Linked DNA regions of Homo sapiens: region 1 is linked to region 2. A link is an interaction called in ENCODE POLR2A ChIA-PET data of the cell type or tissue named here. Cell type or tissue: B cell. All regions are shown on one strand. Each heading gives the region's core, and the rest is flanking DNA. Links, peaks and the distances in the headings are about the cores only. Region 1 overlaps RFC2 (replication factor C subunit 2). Region 2 has its middle 39 kb from the start of GTF2IRD1.

Region 1 (4,386 bases), core at 317-4,316, 170 kb after region 2:
TTTTTTTTTGTATTTTTAGTAGAGTTGACGTTTTGCTGTGTTGGCCAGGCTGGTCTTGAACTCCTGACCTCAAGAGAGCCACCTGCCTCGGCCTCCCAATGTGCTGGGATTACAGGCATGAGCCACTATGCCTGGCCATTAATAACTTGCTTTTTTTCTTCTCTTTTTATATACTATCAATGTTTACACAGTTGAGATCATAATATATATAATTTTTGTATCCTGGTTTTTCCTTTTAATGTTGTAGGCATTGCTCTACATTATGATAATCTGGTAAACAGGCTTTTTTGTATTTTTTAAAATTTTTTGTAGAAATAGAGGTCTTACTTTGTTGCCCAGGCTGGTCTCGAACTCCTGGTCTCAAGCGGTCCTCCCGCATCAGCCTTTTGAGATGGGAGGATTGCTTGAGCCCAGGAGTTCGAGGCTGCAGTGAGCTATGATTCCACCATTGCACTGCAGCCTGGGTGACAGCAAGAACCTGTCTCTTTAAGAAAAAAAAAAGAATAAAAAAGGAAGAAAGAAAAGTTGGCAGCTGGTGTCATGATTGTTCTCCTGAATTTGTGTCATGAAGGACTGGAGAGAACCAATTCCCACAAGTGTGATGGCAGCCCTTGTAGATCGTGGTTTTCGTGAGTTTCACTTGAGGGTTGTTCTGATGCTGTAGGTACTAAATGCTGTTTGCACAGTCTTTGAGAGAGCGGCCTGCAGGTGTTAGCATTAGAGGGATGGCCTGCGTACTTCCAATGAGACCCTCATTTAGGACATTGGATGTGTCTTATGTCCTGGGTTTTTGTATAGGGAACGATTTGTGTCACATGGTCTCTGGGTCCCACTTGCAAACTTGTGTTTTTCTTCTCAGCATGACCGACGGAGCCCAGCAAGCCTTGAGGAGAACCATGGAAATCTACTCTAAAACCACTCGCTTCGCCCTTGCTTGTAATGCTTCGGATAAGATCATCGGTGAGTGGGAGCTTTCGGTGGCTGGGGGCCACGTGGTGCTCAACTGGGCTTTTTTCTTTTTTATAGATGTGGTCTCCCTCTTCGCTCAGGCTGGAGTGCAGTGGTGCCATCACAGCTCACTGCAGCCTCAAACTCCTGTGCTCAAGTGGTCTTCCTGCCTCAGCCTCCCAGTAGCTGAGACTACAGGCCTGTGCCACCACACCTGGATTTTTTTTTTTTTTTTGAGACAAAGTCTCACTCTGTCGCCTAGGCTGGAGTGCAATGGCACGATCTCAGATCACTGCAACCTCCACCTCCAAGGTTCAAGCAATTCTTGTGCTTCAGCCTCCTGCGTAGCTGGGATTACAGGCTCGCACAACCACACCCAGCTAATTTTTTTTTTTTTTTTTTTTTTTTAAGAGATGGGGTTTCACCATGTTGGCCAGGCTGGTCTCAAACGTCTGACCTCGTGATCGCCTGCCTCGGCCTCCCAAAGTGCTGGAATTACAGATGTGAGCCACTGCACCTGGCCTCGCCTTGGCTCTTTAGCGCTGGAAGAGTAGGGATTTTTTTATTGTGTAGCATGGGCCAAGCACTATATAATCAAGTTTTTAAATTTATATTTTTTTAATTGACAAGGAGAAATTGTATATATTATGCACATGTTTCCCATTGTAATCAACTTTTAAATTTAATCTTACATAATCCTATGAGGAGGTATTATTCGCTTCAGTTTAGAGATGAGAAAACTGGAGCTTATCCTGATGTTTAGGATCTAAGGAAAAAAGAGAAAGAAAACGAGCTTGGAGAGGTTGAGTAGTTTCCCCAAAGTCAGAGCAAGTGCAAGAGCAGCTGGGATTGGAGCCCCAGTTCTATCACCCTCTTGCACTCTTGGAGGCACAAGGATGTTGTTGATGTCCCCTGCACGGTGTCACGATCACAGTCGCTCTCCAGATACCTTCTTGTGCTATTCATGTGCTCTGAGTACTTGGTATAGGCAGTATCTGTACATTGGAATTTGTTGCCTCCGGGAAGCTCCTCTCTCAAATCCTGCAGTCCGTCTTTTCTCTAACCTTACTGTTTGCCCTTCCACCTCCCTCCCTGCAGCCTGTCTGCTTCTGCATGGGTTTGTCCCGCCCCAGGTCCCAAGAGTGCTCTAGTCTGTCAACTTCCTGCTGGTTTCACATCCTTCTCTTTCTTTTTTTTGTAGAGAGAGTCTCGCTCTGTCGCCCAGGCTGGAGTGCAGTGTTGCGATTTCAGCTCACTGCTATCTCCGCTGCCTGGATTCAAGTGATTTTCCTACCTCAGCCTCCTCAGTAGCTGGGATTACAGGCATGTGCCACCATGCCAGGCTAATTTTTGTATTTTTCTTAGAGACGAGGTTTCACCATGTTGCCCAGGCTGGTCTAGAACGCCTGGCCTCAAGTGGTCTGCCCACCTCGGCCTCGCAAAGTGCTGGGATTATAGGCGTGAGCCACCACGGCTGGCCCATCCTTCTCTTTCTGACACAGGCTGCCTGCACAGCCCAGCTGTCCTCTTTCCTCATTTTTCATTGCTCTCTCAGCCGCTTTCTTTGCCTCACTTCTGCCCTGCTGAACCCCAACCATATGAGCTCATCCATCTGACAACCCCCTTGCCACCCAGGCCGCTGTTGCCGACGAGCGCATTACCAAATATGGCACCCACAAAGTCATGGCTACCAGCCCTGGTGGGGCTCTCAGCAGTGTCAAGAATCCTTTGCATTCTTTTCCCTTCCCAAAATCGCACTGATTTGTGCATTGATTCATTAACCCATTCACCGAACGCTTAACTCTGGTTCTTAGTAGCCGCCAGGCACCATGCTAGTGGAGAGCTCGTGGAGTTTAATGAGAAGTATTCTCCACTTTGCAGATGCCAGCAATGAAATGGAGAAAAATGCATTCCTAGGTCTTGATTTGGCAGGGCACAGTGGCTCATGCCTGTAATCCCAGCACTTTGGGAGGCCGAGGCAGGTGGATCCCCTAAGGTCTGGAGTTCGAGACCAACCTGGCCAACATGGTGAAACCCCATTTCTACTAAAAATACAAAAATTAGCCGGGTGTGATAGCGTGCGCCTGTAATCCCAGCTACTCAGGAGGCTGAGACAGGAGAATCACTTGAACCTGGGAGGTGGAGGTTGCAGTGAGCCTAGATCACACCACTGCACTCCAGCCTGGGCAACAGAGAGACTTGGTCTCAGTAAAAAAAAGAAAGAAAGAAACTGGCCAGGCATGGTGGCTCACACCTGTAATCCCTGCACTTTGGGAGGCTGAGGCAGGAAGACTACTTGAGGCCAGGAGTTCGAGAGCAGCCTGGGCAACAGCAAAACCCTGTCTATGAAAAAAAAAGAAAGAAACTGGGTTGGCCCATTCAGATTGAATTGTCATGTGCCCAGAAGGGCCAACATCCAGCACACACCAATTCCAGAGTCCACCTGGGCCAGGGCTGACTCATCTAACAGCTTGTGGCAGGCACATGGATGTGTTTCTACTGGAGGATCATTTCCCCGTCTGGAAGCCGTGGCTAGCCAAGGCCATGTGGGCAGTGCCAACTGAGGCCTCTGTCATTGCTTATTGGTTGACACCTTGACATATCACCCTGTGTTTACCAAGTCTCTCTCTCTCTCTTTTTTTTTTTTTTTTTTTTGGAGACACAGCCTCGCTCTGTTGTCCAGGCTGGAGTGCAGTAGTGTGATCTTGGCTCACTTCAGCCTCCAACTCTCGTGCTCAAGCGAGTCTCTTGCCTTAGCCTCCTGAGTAGCTAGGATTACAGACGTGCGACACCACACCCAGCTAATTTTTGTATTTTTAGTAGAGATGGGGTTTCACCATGTTGTCCAGGCTGGTCTCAAACTCCTGTCCTCAAGTGATCCTCCCGCCTCAGCCTCCCAAAGTGCTGGGATTCAGGCGTGAGCCCTCGTGTCCGGCCTACCAAGTCTCTATTGAGTGCCTGGGGCTGTGTGGATTGTGCAGCTGCAGCCTTATGACCAAAGAGCTAGCAGGATGATGCCGGCCTCTGCAGGGAAGCCTCACTACTGTCCCGTCTCTGTTCAGAGCCCATTCAGTCCCGCTGTGCAGTCCTCCGGTACACAAAGCTGACCGACGCCCAGATCCTCACCAGGCTGATGAATGTTATCGAGAAGGAGAGGGTACCCTACACTGATGACGGCCTAGAAGCCATCATCTTCACGGCCCAGGGAGACATGAGGCAGGTATGTGGGCTGCTACCATTCAGGCGTGGGCATCCTGTGCCTGCCATGCCCCTTCCATGGGGAAGGGGAGGGAAGTGACAGCTGCACAAGGTACAACAAGAGAAAGAGACAGAGACCTGGCACCCTCCTGGGACAGTGGGCTGTCTAGCTCGGACTCCAAGAAGAGAGGCAGGGAAGGGCAGAGCTTTAAAAGTCACCCCGGAGGCTGAGGCAGGAGG
Region 2 (4,386 bases), core at 225-4,224:
GGCCAGTACTGTGAACCTTGGGGCGGAAGGGTCATGAGGACACCCCGCCCCCTGCTTCAGACCACACTGGTTCAATCCCCACCCCCAAAACACTGATGCTCCAAGCTTTATTTAATTTTCCCAAAGCTGGACCCAGGGCCACATCCCAGGAGTGACCCAGAGAAGGATGTCCCCCCAACCCCTACCCAAACCATGATTCCCAAGATGTTCAGCTGTGACCCCTGCCTGGGGCTTATGTTACCACTTTATAGATGAGAAAACTGAAGCTGGGGAGGGAAGGGCTCTGCCCAGGGCCACAGGCTGGTTACTGCCCAAGTCAGAGTTGGAACTTGGGTCTCAGCTGCTGCAAGGTGCTGCCTTTTTTTTTTTTTTTTTTCTGAGACAGGGTCTTGCTCTGTTGCCCAGGCTGGAGTGCAGTGGCACAATCATAGCTCACTGCAACCTCGACCTCCCAGGCTCAAGCAATCCTTCTGCCTCAGCCTCCTGAATAGCTGGGACTACAGAGTGTGCCACTGTGCTTGGCCAGTTAAAAAAAAATATATATATATAGGCTGGGCGCGGTGGCTCATGCCTGTAATCCTTGCACTTTGGGAGGCAGAGGCAGGTGGATCACCTGAGGTCAGGAGTTCGAGACCAGCCTGGCCAACATGATGAAACCCCCCCTCTACTAAAAATACGAAAAAATTAGTTGGGCGTGGTGGTGGGCGCCTGTAATCCCAGCTACTCAGGAGGCTGAGGCAGGAGAATCGCTTGAACCCGGGAGGCGGAGGTTACAGTGAGCCAAGAACGCACCACTGCACTGCAGCCTGGGCAACAAAATATATATCTATATAAAATATTTAAAAATATATAAATATATATAATATTTTAAAAATATATATATTTAAAAATATATAAATATATATATATTTTTGGTAGAGATGGGACTCTCACTATATTGTCCAGGATTGTCTCAAACTCCTGGCCTCAAGCGATCCTCCCATCTCTGCCTTCCAAAGTGCTGGGATTACAGGTGTGAGCCACCACACCTGGCTGAAGCTGCCTCTTGATCACAAATCTACAGTCCTGTGAGTTATAAGGTGGTACTAGGCAATTCACCTACATCAGAATTTATAAAAGGAGGCCCCAGCTGTTGGTGATGAGAAAAAATGAGCGAGGAGAATTGCTTTAGGGCACTGTCTTAACCTCACACTATTGAGGCTCTAGGTGGGATAATTCTTTGTTCCGGGGCTCTGTCCTATGCATCGTAGGGTATTTAGCAGCATTCCTGGCCTCTGTTCCCTACATGCCGGTAGCATGCCCCCGTTGTGACCACCAATAACGTCTCTAGACATTGCTAAATGTCCCCGAGGGGGCAAGTATCCCCGGTTGAGAACTACAGGTTTGGACAGAGCTGTGTGGCGAATCCCACCTTCCAGGCGAGGGTGGGGTTGCCATCCCCCAGCTGAAGCCTCATAGGCGGGGTGGGCCTCCTTGGAGAGCTTGTTATCCCTCCCTGGCAGTGGATGGGTGCCTAAGATTTTAGGTCCTGAATTGAGGCTATGTTTGCGATTCTTTTTTTTTTTTTTTGGAAACAGGGTCTTGCTCTGTTGCCCAGGCTGGAGTGCAATGGCATGGTTATAACTCACTGCAACCTTGAACTCCTGGGCTCAAGTGATCCTCCTGCCTCAGCCTCCCTAGTAGCTGGGACCACAGGCATGTAGCACCATGCCCAGCTTTTTTTTTTTTTTAGATTTTGGGGTCTGGCTATGCTGCCCAGGCTGGTCTTGAACTCCTGACCTCAAGCGATCCTTCCACCTCTGCCTCCCAAAGTGCTGGGATTATAGGCATGAGCCACCGCATCCAGCCTCGCCCACTTTTTGAGAGCATGATGAAGTGGAAGGGCCTGTCCAAGTTTTTCTCCAGTAACGGGCAGGTCAACCCCTACTTGGAGAGGTTTAAGGACAAATTGGGAGAGAAAAATAAAGTTGCTGTTAAGACTATGCCCTGTGAATCCTGCTTGGATCTTTGCCTTTGGCATTCTGCCAATTATATTTTATATAATGTGCGTAGATGTGTATTTCCTTTTATTTTTATTTATTTATTTATTTTTGAGATGGAGTCTGTCTCTGTCACCCAGGCTGGAGTGCAGTGGCACAGTCTCAGCTCACTGCAACTTCCACCTCCTGGGTTCAAGCGATTCTCCTGCTTCAGCCTCCCAAGTAGCTGGGAGTATAGGTGGTGCCACCACATTGGCTAATTTTTGTATTTTTAGTAGAGACGGGGTTTCACCGTGTTGGCCAGGCTGGTCTCGAACTCTGGACCTCAGGTGATCCGCCTGCCTCAGCCTCCCAAAGTGCTGGGATTACAGGCGTGAGCCACTGTACCTGGCCTGGATTTCTTTTTATTTATAATATTTGGAGTTCTTTTTTTTTTTTTTTTTTGAGCTGGAGTCTCACTTTGTCACCCATGCTGGAGTGCAATGGTGCGATCTCAGCTCACTACAACCTCTGCCTCCTGGGTTCAAGAGATTCTCCTGCCTCAGCCTCCCGAGTTGCTGGCATTACAGGTTCCCACCACCAAGTCTGGCTAATTTTTGTATTTTTAGTAGAGACAGGTTTTCACCATGTTGGCCAGGCTGGTCTTGAACTCCTTACCTCAAACGATCTGCCTGACTCGGCCTCCCAAAGTGCTGGGATTACAGGCGTGAGCCACCGCGCCTGGCCTGGATTTCTTTGTACTTTGCATTCACATCTTTCATCAATTCTGGAAGTTTCTCAGCTGTTTCCTCTTTAAATAATGCTTTTCTTCAATTCTATTTTCTTTGCCACCCGATTAGACCTATGTTAGGCTTTTTATTTTATTTATTTATTTTTTTGAGATGGAGTCTCACTCTGTCGCCCAGGCTGGAGTGCAGTGGCATGATCTCGGCTCACTGCAAGCTCTGCCTCCTGGGTTCACACCATTCTCCTGCCTCAGCCTCCTGAGTAGCTGGGACTATAGGCGCGCACCACCACGCCTGGCTAATTTTTTGTATTTTTTAGTAGAGACAGGGTTTCACCATGTTAGCCAGGATGGTCTCGATCTCCTGACCTCATGATCCACCTGCCTCGGCCTCCCAAAGTGCTGGGATTCCAGGCGTGAGCCACCGCGCCCGGCCAAGACTTTTTATTTTCTTTGTGTGTTATTTATTCAACAAATTATTTGTTGAGCATGAATCCAGGCACAAGTCTAGGCATTTGGAATATGTAAGCTCGCCGTGTGGTTTACATTCTAGATTCTTTTATTTTTAATGTTTTTATTTAGAGACAAGGCTTCACTCTGTTGCCCAGGCTGCAGTGAGTTGACATGATTATAGCTCACTGCAGCCTCCAATTCCTGGGCTTAAGCGATCCTCCAACCTCAGCTTCCAGAGTAGCTGGGACTATAGGCATGTGCCACCATGCCTGGCTAATTAAAAAACAAACAAACAAACAAACAAACAAACAAAAAACCACATTTGTTTATAGAGATGGGATCTTGCTATGTTGCCCAGGCTGGTCTATAACTCCTGTGCTCAAGTGATCCTCCCATCTCAGCTTCCCAAAGTGCTGGGATTACAAGTGTGAGCCACTGGGCCCAGCCATCATGCTACTTTTTTTGCATAGCTCACACTAAATAAAGATCATCACCATATCCAGGTTTCTTCTATCCATAATGCTTACAATTTTCAAATGTCTGAGATGTCATGTCTTCTAGATTTTCCTGGAAGAATATTTTCTTTTTCAAAAAAAGGTCTTGTTCTGTCACCAAGGCTGGAGTGCAGTGACACGATCATAACTCACTGCAGCCTCCAATTCCTGGGCTCAAGTGATCCTCCTGCCTCAGCCTCGCTAGTAGCAGGGACTACAAGTGCACACCACCATCCCCAGCTAATTGTTTTATTTTTTTGTAGAGATGGGGTCTCACCATGTTGCACAGGCTGGTCTCAAACTCCTGGACTCAAGTGATCCTCCCACCTTGTCCTCTCAAAGCACTGAGATTACAGGCATGAGTCACTGCACCCACCCCTGGGAGAATATTTCCTAAGAGTGTGCTCTATCTGGGTATTTTTCACTGTGGAACCTCAAGCAGGGTCTGGGGTCTGGGCTGTCTTGTAATTTTCTTTTTCTTTCTTTCTTTTTTTTTTTTTTTGGAGACACAGTCTCACCCGGTCACCCAGGCTGGAGTGCAGTGGCGAGAACTCAGCTCATTGAAACCTCACCTCCCGAGTTCAAGTAATTCTTTTGCCTCAGCCTCCAGAGCTCCAGAGTAGCTGGGACTACAGATGTGCACCATCACCCCCAGATAATTTTTGTATTTTTAGTAGAGACAGGGTTTCGCCATATTGGCCAGGCTGGTCTCGAACTCCTGACCTCAAGTGATCCA

What was found. Peaks named below come from ENCODE experiments on the same cell type or tissue, not always from the same donor. Only the 100,000 strongest peaks of a DNase experiment are listed, where the experiment ranks them.
Region 1: POLR2A ChIA-PET joins it to region 2 with 5 read pairs; 3 of 35 experiments call an interaction of 5 or more read pairs at or near these places.

The regions. Positions count from the first base shown.
Region 1 is chr7:74,239,720-74,244,105 of GRCh38, reverse strand. RFC2 (replication factor C subunit 2) reads left to right here. Exons shown (of 11, transcript NM_181471.3): 6 at 860-960; 7 at 4,011-4,168. Among named protein-coding and RNA genes, the nearest start is that of RFC2, 12 kb to the left of the region's middle. In B cell, for the core only: no CTCF peak of the experiment used is centred there; a DNase peak (open chromatin) is centred at 2,105; H3K4me3 peaks cover 1,019 bases; H3K27ac peaks cover 605 bases.
Region 2 is chr7:74,412,434-74,416,819 of GRCh38, reverse strand. No RefSeq gene overlaps it. Among named protein-coding and RNA genes, the nearest start is that of GTF2IRD1, 39 kb to the left of the region's middle. In B cell, for the core only: no CTCF peak of the experiment used is centred there; no DNase peak of the experiment used is centred there.